4 separate regions of the Homo sapiens genome follow, and regions 1, 2 and 3 are each linked to region 4. A link is a contact called in ENCODE Hi-C or POLR2A ChIA-PET data. All regions are on one chromosome and are shown on one strand. The core of a region is the stretch at or near the end of the contact, and the rest is flanking DNA. Distances in the headings are between cores, read along the strand shown. Region 1 holds the start of OPA1 (OPA1 mitochondrial dynamin like GTPase). Region 2 holds the start of EIF4A2 (eukaryotic translation initiation factor 4A2). Region 3 holds the start of SENP2 (SUMO specific peptidase 2). Region 4 holds the start of IL1RAP (interleukin 1 receptor accessory protein).

Evidence for each region. Hi-C counts contacts between places; a loop is a spot of excess contacts on that map. ChIA-PET counts read pairs that join two places held with the same protein, here RNA polymerase II (POLR2A). Pooled maps may share reads with other maps.
Region 1: a loop to region 4 is called in a map of CD8-positive, alpha-beta T cell, with 19 times the contacts of the local background. The contact joins the promoter of OPA1 here to the promoter of IL1RAP in region 4. A Hi-C loop is called at or near these places in 2 of 168 maps with a recorded cell type or tissue (CD8-positive, alpha-beta T cell and naive thymus-derived CD4-positive, alpha-beta T cell), 1 of 37 single-sample maps with no recorded cell type and 9 of 50 pooled maps.
Region 2: a loop to region 4 is called in a map of naive thymus-derived CD4-positive, alpha-beta T cell, with 12 times the contacts of the local background. The contact joins the promoter of EIF4A2 here to the promoter of IL1RAP in region 4. A Hi-C loop is called at or near these places in 1 of 168 maps with a recorded cell type or tissue (naive thymus-derived CD4-positive, alpha-beta T cell) and 5 of 50 pooled maps.
Region 3: a loop to region 4 is called in a map of B cell, with 33 times the contacts of the local background. The contact joins the promoter of SENP2 here to the promoter of IL1RAP in region 4. A Hi-C loop is called at or near these places in 1 of 168 maps with a recorded cell type or tissue (B cell) and 5 of 50 pooled maps. POLR2A ChIA-PET finds 5 or more read pairs at or near these places in 2 of 52 experiments (CD4-positive, alpha-beta T cell and T-cell).

Annotation. Positions count from the first base shown.
Region 1 is chr3:193,591,821-193,595,414 of GRCh38, reverse strand. It overlaps OPA1 (OPA1 mitochondrial dynamin like GTPase), which reads right to left and starts at 2,207. Exons shown (of 31, transcript NM_130837.3): 1 at 2,006-2,207. The coding sequence starts at 2,037. It also overlaps a transcript of ATP13A4 not described here. RefSeq lists enhancers at 1,649-1,728, 1,242-1,893, 2,329-2,378, 2,429-2,498, 1,894-2,545 and a silencer at 1,959-2,108.
Region 2 is chr3:186,781,467-186,784,826 of GRCh38, reverse strand. EIF4A2 (eukaryotic translation initiation factor 4A2) reads right to left here and starts at 1,250. Exons shown (of 11, transcript NM_001967.4): 1 at 1,188-1,250; 2 at 350-395; 3 at 131-263. The coding sequence starts at 1,216. SNORD2 (small nucleolar RNA, C/D box 2) reads right to left here and starts at 31; the gene lies at 1-31. RefSeq lists an enhancer at 345-574.
Region 3 is chr3:185,584,816-185,588,488 of GRCh38, reverse strand. It overlaps SENP2 (SUMO specific peptidase 2), which reads right to left and starts at 2,194. Exons shown (of 17, transcript NM_021627.3): 1 at 1,975-2,194. The coding sequence starts at 2,075. RefSeq lists enhancers at 2,115-2,514, 2,555-2,604, 2,098-2,716, 2,717-3,335, 3,336-3,673.
Region 4 is chr3:190,511,934-190,515,486 of GRCh38, reverse strand. IL1RAP (interleukin 1 receptor accessory protein) reads right to left here and starts at 1,402. Exons shown (of 12, transcript NM_002182.4): 1 at 1,268-1,402. RefSeq lists enhancers at 212-711, 712-1,213, 1,966-2,055 and a silencer at 1,466-1,815.

The DNA of each region.
Region 1 (3,594 bases), core at 958-3,457, 3.1 Mb before region 4:
CTCTCTTGTTCATTGACTATCACTTTTAATCAATATATCATTTCCTAATATGTAATTCTTTTAAAAATAATTTTACACAATTATTTATTGCACCCAAATGTTAGTATTGATCTTTTCACATGTCCATGAGCATGTATTTACATATGTATGCCCAAAGAAATGCTTATGCTCTCATCTGTTAGGGAGCAGGAATTTAACTGTATTCTTTCACAACATGCAAAGGAACTATAGCAAAAGAAAAACTGCAGAGCTTGGGGCTTCTGGCTTCCCACATCTCTACTTCTTTAGGTAGCTAAACTGTGCCATCACCAGGAGACATTTTTAAGCCATGACTCAATGGCATCCATGGTAACTTTAGAAATAATTTAGCCCAATGACAGCCAATTAAATAAATACCACTTATAAATCAGTTTGTTTTAAAACTCCGTCTTTGTAGTTCTTCTTATACATCTTAATTGCTCCAACAGAGAATGCTATCTTCTGCAGTCTTTTCTCTTTTTATTTAAAGAAAATCAGATATGTTTCCTCACTAAATATTGAGAAGTAGAAATGCAAGGGTTGTAAATAACTTACTTTAATACCAAGGGCTGTGAACTTACTCAAAGACTAAAATTCCATGAGATTAAAAATACCTATGCAATAATTCTAACTGACTAACACTGTTAACTATTGTTATCTCATCTAGTTCTGTATTTTGGACTCCAGTTAACCTATATAAAACAAATTGGGCCGGGCGCGGTGGCTCACGGTTGTAATCCCAGCACTTTGGGAAGTCGAGGAGGGTGGATCACATGAGGTCAGGAGTTCGAGACCAGCCTGGCCAAAATGGTGAAACCCCCTCTCTACTAAAAATACAAAAATTAGCTAGGCGTGCTGGCGCGTGCCTGTAATTCCAGCTACTCCGGAGGCGGAGACAGGAGAATTGCTTGAACCTGGGAGGCGGAGGTTGCAGTGAGCCGAGATAGCGCTACTGCACTCCAGCCTGGACGACAGAGCAAGACTCCGTCTCAAAACAAAACAAAAACAAACTAACGAATGCATTCCATTCCTTATAAACACGATAAATTATCTATACCACTTAAAAAGGTCTGGAAAAAATTCAAAACAACTGCTTAGAAGTTAATTCAGGAAAACCACGTTTTTCCAATTTTGCTTGATGCATCTTACTTCCTATCAAATGCCTGCAACAATGAGCTAAGCTTGAAGGTATCTAATGATACTAGAACAAAATTTCCTATAAAATCCAATTTAATCTCATTACAATGCATATAGTAACGCACAGAAATGAAAAGATTTCTATGATTTTCTATTTAGAATTAAACCACCCCAGGGCAACAATGATTGAGATTAGAAAGGTGGTGCCACGTTCACGACCTTGCATCAAAAAGTAAGTCTCCCTCCCGAAACACAGAAAAAAGCTGCTATTGAAAGGGCATCTCGAATCACCGTCTCTGACACCGTGTGCGTCATTGCTCTAGTTCTGACTTCTATCAGCGGGCTAGGGAAAGAGACGGACGCCCCTTTCCCCGATAGAAGAGCCCAGGTACCTGAAGATGCAATGTACACATGGCGTGGAAATGGAAGAAAAAGAAGACACCGAGAGTTAGGAGAAATGTGGAGAGAGGTGACTCATGGACAGAGCCAAACCTGGCAGGGAGAGGACAGAAAAAAGGCAAAAGAGGCAACCAGAGACAGACAGAACACTGAAGACACAAGGGTGTAAAGGGCAGAGACAAAAGGACAATAGAGACGGGCCAAGATTGAGAGGCGTCCAGAATTTTCGGGTTGGGTAGGGCCAGAGAAAAGGGCCAGTATTGAAGCCGGCTCCGAACGTAAGCCCAGCCAGGGCTCCTGTCATTCTGGGTCCTCAAGAACATCTGGGAATTCTCCAACTGCCGTCGGCCTGGCCTGAGAGTCACCTGCACATTTTTGGAGATAGAGATAAGACAGCCCCACTCTCAAGAGGCCCCAGAATTAACGGGGCCAGATTAGAGCCTGCACTTACCAGGCCACAGCGGCCCGACGTAGTCGCCACATCCCGCCGGCGGGGAGGTCACGCAGGCGCCGAGACGGCCACGCGGGAGCCCCCGTGTGAGCCCCAGCCCGGCTCCCGGTCCAGGAATGACCCAGGAAGTGGCCCTCAGCAGCAAGGGCACAGAGCCGCGGCCGAGGCCCTCCCAATGGCGCATGGACTTCCGCAAGAGCCTGACAGGCACCCGTACTCAGTCCGTCACGGAAACAACCACTTCACCCTTTCTAGGCGGGCAGCACGAACGGTCCGCGGAGGACCAGCGCATGCGCACAGTGCGTCGGGAACGGACTGGAGCAATCCATCGCCTCTCACGGGGCCCCGCCCTCTTGCTTCCGATTTGGAATTCGGAATTAGCCTTGCAGGTTAGAGATTTGGCCAGGGGAGGGAGCGAGAGTTGGGCGGGAACGGGAAGGGCTAAAGGCGTGGAATGAGAATTGATGAATGCTCACCGGGAGCCATGAATTTATTAAGAGTTGGATATTGAGGGAGCACGAAGGAAACTAGAGAGTGCAAGGTGAAATACAGTAATAGCGTACTACAAACTAATGCTTGCACATTTGCCTACCTTCTTTCTTGGGCATCTTTGTTTGAAAGCACTTTCACATCGTTAGGGCAATCATGGGAGGTGAGAAGCAGGACGAAGAGTCATGGATAGGCTAAGTCCCTTAGAATCTCTGAGGATCAGATGGGAAAGGGACTTAAATCAGTTAGGCCAGTAACGGGTTTGGAATAAGCTTGTGTGGTTTATAAAAGGCGTCAAAATGATTTGTTCAACTGTTTCTTCCGGATTTTAAGCCCACCAGTTTGTTGAAATGGTCCTCGTCAAGGCCTCCACCAGCTCCCTATTGTTTGTGGCCAGTGAGCCTGCCACAGCATTCAGTTCAGATGCCTAGTGCTGAGCACTCCTTCAACTACTTTTTCTTTTGGCTCTCTGGCCATCACATTCTCCTTTTTCCCTGGAACTGCTGCTCCCAGGCTTCTTTGATGGCTCCCCTCCCAAATTTCTCAATGTTGGACAGGCCCAGATCTCAGCCATCTTGAGCTCCTCTCCTCCATCACTTTAAATACTCCTTTCCCCTTCCAACACAAACCTTTTATGTTTTGTAAGGAAACCAGGGCCCGTAAAAGGGATGTGGCCTGTGAACGGTTATGAAGCCAATTTTTAGGGACTAAAATAAAAGGGTCCTGTGCATCCTCTTTACTTCAGGGACCTTTCACCTCCTCCCCACTACCCGCCCCCCACCCATGCCACACACATACACAAATACACAGAGCATAAAGACAATTCCTTTTCCCTTAATTGTCAGAATCATAAGTCTGGACCCATGCACTCACAATACCACCAAGAGTAGACCTAGCCATTGATAGTAAACTTCCCAAATGCAGGACTCTTAGAATTTTCTTTATTTATTGTGGTGACTGTTTCAATGGCAGGTCCAGAGAGCAATTTGCTGTACCAACCTGTGCAAACTGTAGATCTTCCTGGGATTGTAGGGTTGTACAAAAAGTGTCTTTGTAATCGTTACTTCCTTGTTATTTTAGAAAATAAAATAAGAGAAACC
Region 2 (3,360 bases), core at 1-2,500, 3.7 Mb after region 4:
GTCCCGAAAGATGATTGCCATCATTTCACTTTAAGGAATACAAACAGGTGCTAGTCCCCCAGAGGTTACTTTCCCTTTTATGGTTCATGTCTATGTAGAACAATTTCCTAAAAATGCCAGTTTCTTTTACCTTTAATACAGGGAATAATAGCTCTCTGCTGAATAGCGGAAGGCTTCTCAAAACCGTAAGCATAGATGCCACGAAGGAGAGACTCCTTTAAATTCATATCATCAAAGTTATCAACAATCTCATTCCAGTTGCTCTGTAAGTTAGAAAAAATAATGCACGCATAAATGAGATGAACACACTCACCTTTCCAAAGCTTCAAGATCCACAACCGTTTCTTACCTCGATGACACCATCGGGGTCCATTCCCTCTGGGCCGCCATGTTCTCTGCTGACAAGAATACTGCAGTCAGACACCCCTTCCAGGCCACCTCAACTGCACCTTAAGCGCATAGCCCTTTGCAACCCGTCTCAGCACGTTAGCCTCCCCTGCACAAGCTAAAGCAGCAGCCTCAGGGCGAATATCCACACTGTGCGCCTTCCCTAAAGGTTGGGGCCTGCGGATGCCCGGAAAGGCAGCCCCCCAGGCCCGAGCGCATGGCGATCCCGTTTCAACTGCGGAGCGTCTCGCGAGAGCTCGGAGCGCCGAACTCCGCCCCCAACAATGCGCAAGCCGGGTGATTGACGCGGGCGGAGCGGCCTGGCGAGGGCGATGCCAACGGTTCACCGGCACCGGTCCTGTCCCGTCGCCTCCGCGCCGTGGCCGAGTGGAGACCGCTGCCTCCAACCCTTCCCCAAGTAAAGCCTAGGACCCTCCCCCAACTCGTGTGGATGACCGAAAATAAAGCTTCGGGTCCTGGTTACAGTGTACCGAACTCGGACTGCGCCACGGCTTTTTACTCCATGTTTCCCGTGCTCTACACTGGGAAGGAAAGCAGCCGAAGTTTCGTAATGTCTTAGAGAGGAAAAACGCCCTTTAGCCACTGCTTTCGCACCACCGTCCTATCTCCCCACAATCCGGGCCCTACCCATCATGGAAGCTTCTGGAAGGGCACAGGAGTGCTGTACCCTAAGAAAACGTCCATTAATTTAGAGTTTTTGCCTCCGTGCCATCCACTATCATCTCCCCTGGCGCCCTATGACCTTCACTACAGACCGCGACCGCCAACAGACTGCATACCTGTTATAATCCGCGGAGCCACCAGACATGATCCGAAAAACCACTCAGCGCCCGACTGAAAAGACAGCGGCGCCCAACCACCCGTTTTTTATAGGCTCGTGGCCGGAACCCGTTTCTTGCGGAGGAATTTTCTCGCCGTGCTTCGGTCAGCTACAAAATTGTGATCCTGGGGTCGTTACCTCGGATAAAATCCTAAGCAAGTTGGTAGAAAAACCCAAATGTGGTAATTTCTCGATATTACAGGGTCGCTGGAAATCCTAGGGCCCGGGGTTGGGTTGGGACTCTTTACCTCGCGGCGGAAGAATATAGCTGCGGAGTTAGTTAAACCTCGCTTTCCCCGCCCGCCCTGCTCCTACGGGGTTTCCGCGTCCCTGACGCAGAGGCGGGCCGGGGGAGCCGCGCCGGAGCCGGAGGCGGAAACCGGAGATGCTGTTCGTCGGGCGGCCGGGGCTTCCCGCGGGTGACAGGTCCCGGCTCGCGGCTCGCTGCCGGCACTCAGGTGCGGGAGGGGAACTCGGTTATTCCGCTTGCTCCCACCGCTGTTTAATTCCACAATGAAGACCTGCCTGGCATTTAGCCCGACCGTTAACATCCATTCAGATCTTGGAAACGTAAAATTCCTGCTAGGGAAAATGTCGGCCACCCAGCGAGTCCCGGGAAGTCCGGTTTACCGGTACATTTTGCAGCGCGAGAAGGAAAAATGGAGTGTCATTTGCAGATGTCTCTGGAGTGGCCAATTCTATTCTCATATCATTTCCGGTCTCTCGCTTTCTTTTTAAGAGTGTTACTGATTTTAACCTAACAGGTGTGAGGAATGCCTGAAAAAAATCATAAACTTTTGCAAATGGATAGAAACTAAGCAGTAATTTTCCTTGGAACGCACGAATTTAAATGGACGCTTTGGCAGATACAGCTCTGTGCCGCTTTGGGACTACATCGGTTTTGATTCCGTCTATATTGGTCATTTTTTAAAGGCTGTAGACTTTGCCGATATATAGTGAAATGTTGATTTATTGAAATTCAGAGCAATAATATCCTTGCTGCGTAAACTGCACGGGTCTTTAAGCTCCAGACGTTTTCAATTAGCCCCATCTCAGGTCTCTCGACAAAAACAAAAAACAATATATGTAGTCATTTAACTTTAAAATACAACCCTACCCATGGTGCAAAATATCATCGAGACTATCAGGGTAACATTTTCTCATATTTCAGAAGGCCAACTTAAAGAATCATTACTGGGAAAGCTGACTCAATTTTCTATATTATAGAAGATATTCGGTTCTAAATACTACTTTTTTAATACAAAAATTATTTATTTATTTGAAAATTCTTATCGTGCCAGGAACTAGGACAAAGATTAAGAATACCAAGATGGCAAAGTGGGCCAGGCCCTCAGTCCAGTGGTACTGCTCCTCATTCATCCCTCTGTAATGTTCGAAATCCAGATTTGAGGTGATGCCAGATATTTTCTGAGAATGATGGTCGTCAGACATCCTTGTTGTCTCATCCAAAATCTACTAAAAATATCCTGAGATCTAAGAAATTGAAAAAATACTAAATCGAAAAAGTGACCAACCGTTTGGTTTCACTTGAGCCTTAGGGTGAAAACAATTGATCATAGGGTGATACCAATCAACAATTAACACTTAATCGTTGGTTGTTTTCTTTAGGATTAGCACTACACTAGATGGTGTAGGATTTTCAAGTCTCTTAAGAGGAAATAAAGGCTAAACTCTATGGTATAGGTTTACAAGTGCTAAGTAAGTTTCAAGGTAAGAAAACTTCAAATACAGTCAAAATCCACACCCACACTGCCTGTAACCTTACAGTGTATTCCTAATAAATGCAGTGATTACCACATTTGCGTGTGCTTACTAAATAGTAAATAACATTTGTAACTAATAAATGAATTAAAGATCAAAACGTATACTTTAACAAAGTTTTGCATATCAACACAGAGCGTGCTCTTTTAAATTTAAGTGATTCTGCTTACCTGGAATCTGAAATAAGATAGCCTTCTCAGTGAACTATAAATGCTTCTTTGTCAACCTTTAGTGTTTGAAATCATTTATACTGCAAATAATCCTAAAAGTCAGATTATTTCCCTATCTAAGCCAACTAAGGTAGTTTAGTTTTGCTCTTCAAGAGCCTCAGCTGACAATTCTAAAGCTAT
Region 3 (3,673 bases), core at 945-3,444, 4.9 Mb after region 4:
CCGGGCCCGGTGGCTCACGTCTGTAGTCCCAGCATTTTGGGAGGCCGAGGCGGGTGGATCACGAGGTCAGGAGATCCAGACCATCCTGGCTAACACGGTGAAACCCCGTCTCTACTAAAAAATACAAAAAATTAGTCGGGCGAGGGCCGGGCGCGGTGGCTCACGCCTGTAATCCCAGCACTCTGGGAGACCGAGACGGGCGGATCCTGAGGTCAGGAGATCGAGACCACGGTGAAACCCCGTCTCTACTAAAAATACAAAAAATTAGCTGGGCGTGGTGGCGGGCGCCTGTAGTCCCAGCTACTCGGGAGGCTGAGGCAGGAGAAAGGCGTGAACCTGGAAGGCGGAGGTTGCAGTGAGCCGAGATCGCGCCATTGCACTCCAGCCTGGGCGACAGAGCGAGACTCCGCCTCAAAAAAAAAAAAAAAAAAAAAAAAATTAGCCGGTAGTGGCCGGGCGCTGTGGCTCAGGCCTGTAATCCCAGCACTTTGGGAGGCTGAGGCGGGTGGATCACGAGGTCAGGAGTTCAAGACTAGCCTGGCCAAGATGGTGAAACCCCGTCTCTACTAAAAAAAATACAAAAAATATAAGCCGGGTGCAGTGGCAGGCGCCTGTAATCCCAGCTATTCCGGAGGCTGAGGCAGAAGAATCGCCTGAACCCAGTGGGCAGAGGTTGCAGTGAGCTGAGATCGTGCCACCGCACTTCAGCCTGGGCAACAAAATGAGACTCTGTCTCAAAAAAAAAAAAAAAAAAAATAGCCGGGCATGGTGGCGGGCGCCTGTAGTCCCAGCTACTGGGGAGGCTGAGGCAGGAGAATGGCGTGACTCCCGGAGGCAGAGCTTGCAGTGAGCCGAGATTGCGCCACTGCACTCCAGCCTGGGGGACAGAGCGAGACTCCTTCTCAAAAAAAAAAAAAATTAACACTTGATCACTAAAGTTGAAGAGGGGGCATAGAATTTGTATAGTATTTTATTTTCCAGATTTTTAGGTAAGGAGGTCGATACAATAAAATGGGACACTCCAAAGAGTAGATGCTAAATAAGAATAGCTTTTGGGGCTGAGTGCAGTGGCTCATGCCTGCAGTCCCAGCACTTCCAAAGGCTGGGGTGGGCGGATCACTTGAGGTCAGGAGTTCAAGGCCAGCCTAGCCAATATAGTGAAACCCCATCTCTACTAAAAACACAAAAATTAGCCAGGCGTGGTGGTGCACACCTGCAATCCCAGCTACTTGGGAGGCTGAGGCAGGGGAATCGCTTGAACCCAGGAGGCGGAGGTTGCGGTAAGCCGAGATCGCACCACTGCACTCCAGCCTGGGCGACAGAGCAAGACTCCGTCTCAACCAAAAGAAAAAGAAAAAAAGAAAAGAATAGCTTTGCGTTTCCCCCAAATTTTAACCGAATTTAAGAGTACAGACTAGTGATTGTTTTAAAGGAGTGAGGCACCTAAGCCTTTTTACTCATTCACTAATTCTAAAGCACAAAACCCTTCTGGCCCCAAACACACAGACTGTTTGACAGCTGTTTTGGAACAAAACAGGTGCTGTTTCTTGCTGCAAGGACAGTACTTGCAGTCAAAACGGCTTTGGGCAAGCTATGAATCTCACTTCAACTGCACTTAATGTCTGCAGATGACACTTGCGAGGGTGCTTTGTAAACAGTGAGCCACAACAAAGACAGTATTCCTTCAATGTTAGTGTTCAGCCTAAGAGCGGCAAAGCCCCATTTGTTATCAGCAACCAGCTTGGCCTCTGACAAGAATGTCAAAGACCCTGCCATCACCGGCCGCTACGAAGACGACCAGCTCCTCCTTCATCAGGAGCTGCCTCCCTACAGCCTGGCGGGAGCGACTACGTCACTAGGATCCCGGCGACCTGTTTCGGGTGAGCCTGGCTGAATCAAAGCTATCACGGCCGAGGAGCCCGCTGTGGGGGAGGGGGTAAGGCCAGGCTGGCGCTCAGCCCCCTCTCGTCTCACCTGTCTGAGCGCCGCCTCTTCAGGAGGGCCCGGGCAGGGGGCACCGACCGGTCGCAGAAACGGAAAATGGTGCCGAGAATCCTAACCAGCCATCTGTACATACCAGGCCCAAGCAGCAGCGGCGGCCGACACACCCCGAGACGCAAACCCCAGAGCTGTCGCCGCCGCTGCCGCCTTCGCCGTCTTAACCACCACCGCCAGAGTTCGGTCGCTGATTTGTGACGCGATTCAAGAGCCCACAGATACAGCGTCCCCAGGGCTACCAGAGGCCCCCGCCCGCCACCACTCCTGACGTCACCTCCTCCCGCCCGACCGGAAAGCTCCATTCTCAATCTGCGCACGCGCAACCTAGCACCGCTCCCTATTTCCGAGCCCAGCAACAAGAGTAATTGTGGGACGGTCCCGGCCCAATCGCTGACGAGATCGGAAGGGCTGTCGGCAGGGTTTTCTCTTCGGCGGAGCCAATCCGGAGCCGGCCCGTGGGACAAGGCCCACAGGCCACATGTGAGGCTGCTCCACTCCGGAGGAGGCGTTCCGGGGTCCCAGAGGACATTAGGTGCTCAGTGTTTGCTGAATGCACATGTAAAGGTAGATCAGGTTAATTAACACACGTTTACCGTTTTAGGCGCCCTTTATTTTGCACTTACCTTTTGCCTCGTACTTTTCACGCATTGTCACCTTAATATGCCCAGCAATGGCGTGTGACAGAGAGTCTTAAGCCAGTTTTATAAGTCAAGGAAATTGAGGCATAGAGCGATTAAGTTATTTGTCTAAGATCACAAAACTAGCTAGAGACGTGGCTGGAACTTGAACCCGGGGTCTGAGTACCAGCGCCAGTCCCTCGCCCTTGAGGTCAGTCTACTTGGAGACATGTACATAGATAATTACAAATTACAATACACCGTAAGTGGTTGCTGTGATAAAGGTATGTGCAGAGTGCAGTGGGAGCCAGAGAAAGGAAAACCACACACTGAGGGAGAGAAGGAAAGGGCAGATGTCCTCAAGAAAGGCTTCACAGAAATTTAAGGATGAAACCTGCGGCCCACTAATGTCTCCTACCCTGGGCTAGTAAGTAATGAGTCTCGTTACTCTCCCTCTATAATTCCAATGTCACACTTCTAGTTAATTGTCAACTATAGGCCGGGCGCGGTGGCTCCTGCCTTTAATCCCAGCACTTTGGGAGGCTGAGGTGGGCAGATAGCTTGAGCCCAGGAGTTTGAGACCAGTCTGTGCAACATAGTAAAACCCCATCTTTACAAAAAATACAAAAATTAGCCGGGTGTGGTGGCACGCACCTGTAGTCCCAACTACTTGGTAGGCTGAGGTGAGACGATCACTTGAGCCCAGGAGGTTGAGACTGCAGTGAGTCGTGATCACGCCACTGCACTCCAGCCAGGGTGACAGAGTGGGACCCTGACGCACCCCATCAAAAAATTATCAACTGTAAAACAAATCCCACCCTATTTAGTGATAGAAAATCCAGTCCCCTCTTCCAAACAATCCTAAGAATCCTCAAAGGTTTTCATGCCCCACAAATCCATTCCTGATTAACTTGTTTCCTACTTGTGATTCAGTTAAGGCCAGAGTTTTACACTTGCTTGAACTTCAACGCTGGCACTCCCCAGTACAGCCTCTTCCTTTCCTCAATAGACAGCATTCCAGGCCGGGTGTGGTGGCACACGCCTGTAATCCCAGCATT
Region 4 (3,553 bases), core at 153-2,652:
CACCACATTTACAGATTTTTTTAAAATGCCTCTGTAAGATGGTATGAAATCACCTTTCTGAAAACCCACTGTCTGCAAGGTTACTATGTAACAATATTTACAATAGTTGCCATTGGTTTTGAACCAACCAGATGCCAGGCCAGGCACTGTGCTAAACATGCTACTTGAATGATCCCATTTCATCCTTCCAACTACCCAAAGGGCTCATTGTGACCATTATAAATCTCCATTTTTTGGCTGGAAAAAAAAAAAAGGAAGAAAGAAAGAAAAGAAAAACCCAGTATCGGAAAGGTGAGATAACTTGCCCAAGTTCACACTGCTAATACATGGAAGAGCTGGAGTCAAAACTCAAGTCCTCTTTCTCATCCAGTAGCTAAACCAGGGATCTGTACAGCAGAGCAGCAGAATGCTTCGCGTGGCGCCCTGGTTCACAATTTCACAACCAGAAGGTGGAGGGAAGACAGGCTGTGGGCTAGCTCTTAAAGGAAACAGCCGAAGTTTGCTTTTATGTTTGTGATTTTCTCTTTAACTCAGCTTCCTTGCTCCCTCTCAGTATTTAGAAGAGGGAAGGGGCTCTATGGTTCCATGAAGTCAGCTCTTCCCAAGTGAGGGGCACCCTGTGCCCCACAGGGCCACTAGCTCCGCTTCCTCCGGGGCTGGGAAGAAACAGTACCATAGGAGGTCACTGGCGCCCGGGCCTCGCTCCTCTCTCCCCGCGCTCCTCCAGAAGCTGGTCCGACACCCTCTGAAGGGGCATCTTTCTGAGAAAGCAGGTCAGGGGAAGAGGGAGTGAGGCTGCAAGCAGCATTTTCCCAGGCTGTCACAGCTCTGCGCTGAGAGCGACGTGATACCGAGTGGGCGTGCTGGGACACACCGCTTCCTTCTGTCCTCGGCGCTTCCAGCAGCGGTCTGGAGAAACCAAGGAGGAGATGGGGGCGGGGGGTGGTAGCGGGGAGGGGGCGGTGAGGAGGAAAACAAGGGTAGACCCCTCAAAGGGCTGAGGATGGGGGCGGCAACGAGCAGACGTCCCACAACCGCGTTACTTAAATCCCTGCAAAGCAAAGATGGGTCTCTGAACGTTTGGGTTCGAATCCGGGCTCCAGTCCTAACTAGCAGTATGACCTATCCCAGCCGCTGCCTCGTTCTGTGCCTCAGTTTCCTCTTCTGTAAAGTAGGAGGGTTTAACGATAGGATCTCTAAGAATCCGTCTACCCTGAGATTCTGCGGCTTGGTGACTTCTGAGCCCTCACGGCGGCGCGAGACTCACCTTTCTTGGGAAGCTGAGAGGGCGCAGCAAAAGCAGCCGGGATGGGTGCAGTGTCGCCGGGCACTGCTTCCTTCCGCGCCTCTGGCCAAAGCGGACCCCGGAGACCTGGATCCCGGCAGTCTTCCCCAGTGAGCCTCTTACTTTCCGCCGCACTTTCTTTTCCCCCTTTGGGGCTCCTCCCCCGGAGCGGCGCGATTGGCCACGGCCTCACGGCTCAGGCTCCACCCGCCGCCTTGGCTCGCGATCCACCGGCGCTCTGGGCTTCCAGGAGCTGCGGCCGCGGGGCGGCGTCCTGGACGGTCCCGCCCGCCGCCAGGAGGCGCGGCGCCGGGCCCGCCTGCGGACGGATGCAAGGCTGCGCTCGGCCCCTTCGGCTCCCTGCCACCGCCTGTGCGGGCTTGAGCGCGCGGGGAAAGGAGAGGGTTAGTCCTGCAGCGCAGCTCGGCACGCTGCCAGGCGCTGTGGGAAGCTACGCCCCTCACTACACACCGAGGCGCACACATGCGCTCATTGCAAGATCGTGCTCTCGCAGTTGAGATCGGTGCCACCCTGCCCTTTCTTCCTGTCTCGACGTATTTAGCAATCATGCTGCAAGGCCTTGAATCAATTCAGACTGCACGATTTTCGCAACCACCCTGTGCCGGCACAGAGCGCGGCAGGATGTAGATGCGATCTCCGCAGTCCTGAGCTCTTGCTGTCTTGAACTGACATTCATATGAGCAAGCAACAGGACATGACAGCAAGACTAAATCTGTATTGTCCACTGGTAATATACCCATTGCCTAGCACAGTGCCTGGCACAAAGTAGGCACTCAATACATGTATGGGGAACGAATAAAAGAACTAATAGGTTACATAGAAGGAAATAATCTCAAAACAAATATTTGCCTTCATTCATTTCCATTTCCCCAAGTTTTTGCAAGAGCCTTCCTTCAGCTGCCCTCTGCCACTGTAGATGGTAGTCTGTAATATATCCCGGGAAGCGTTATAAAGGCTTTCATTAAGTCATCTCTCTTGTTCAGGCACCTTCTGCTGTGTTCCTACTGCTAGTGCCTCATGATTTTTCCTGACTGGCAAGGCCCTTCATGACCTGTCCCCATTTCTGAAACCCCCTAACCAAAGCCACCTACCAGACTGACGAGTCTTCGCACATCTTCTTGCTCATCACATCTTCTTTTCTCCTCCTCCTACCTAACTGAATCCTACTAATTTATTTTCAAGAATCAAGATTCAGAGAAAGCATTTAAGGAAAAGGAGAAAAAAGATGTGAAATAAGAAAAGGGCCCAGGTGAGTGGGAAGGAAATGAAACCAGCAGGTGCCCGTGCTGCTAAAGGTGCACAGCAGTACGAAACTCAGAGGCTGCCCCTGCCCTGGCGGAGCTTCAGTTCCTAAGGTGAAATATCAGTGTAATTGGAGCCATAGAAATGTTCATGATACTTTACTTCTTGACATCACTTATGAAAATTAATTGCTCAAAATTTTTATTTATCTCAGGATACCTGGGACCCAGCACCTGCTCACAACATTGTCACTGAACCAAAGAGAAAATAATCCAAAAGAATTTAAAATGTTACCTGTATGAAGCAACAATAAAACATTTTCTGATTTATTATTCATTCCTTAAATATATTCTGGGCACAGACTTTTATATATATATAGTACACTGAAGCATTTACACAGTGCTTACAAAATAAAAAGGTGCAATCATAAGGACTTTGTGTATATTAATTCAGGTAACCCTCAATACAACCTGGAGGGTGCTATTATTATCTCCAGTTCATAAAGGAGATAAAGGGAATTTAAATAACTTGACCAAGGCTACAGGCCTACAAGTGGAGAATACAAAATGAGACTAGAGACACTCGACGTTCATGCTCTCAGCCGCTACTCAGTCTCATGTACTACCTAGAAGCCAAACAGATGCTAGTAATTCAGAATTGAACCAGATGTATATTCCCGGACATTGAAGGGCTACTCATAGCTTAAGGAAGATAACATTAAGATGAATAATCATATAGACAAATATTCATAGTATATTGTAGTTTGAACACAATATAAATGGTTGGAAATGAAAATGATTAGTTAACCAACGCTGTCTACGCACAGAATAAAATATTTGCATCATAACTATCATATTATGGAAATATGTCTACAAAGAAAAAGGCTTACAAAATAAGGTTGAGTAAAAGTTGTGGAGAGATGAACACCAATTGAAAGGAATGTGAAAAAATGTTGATATGTTAGGATTACAGAAATAGAAACATCTCTTTTTCCTTTTACATTTA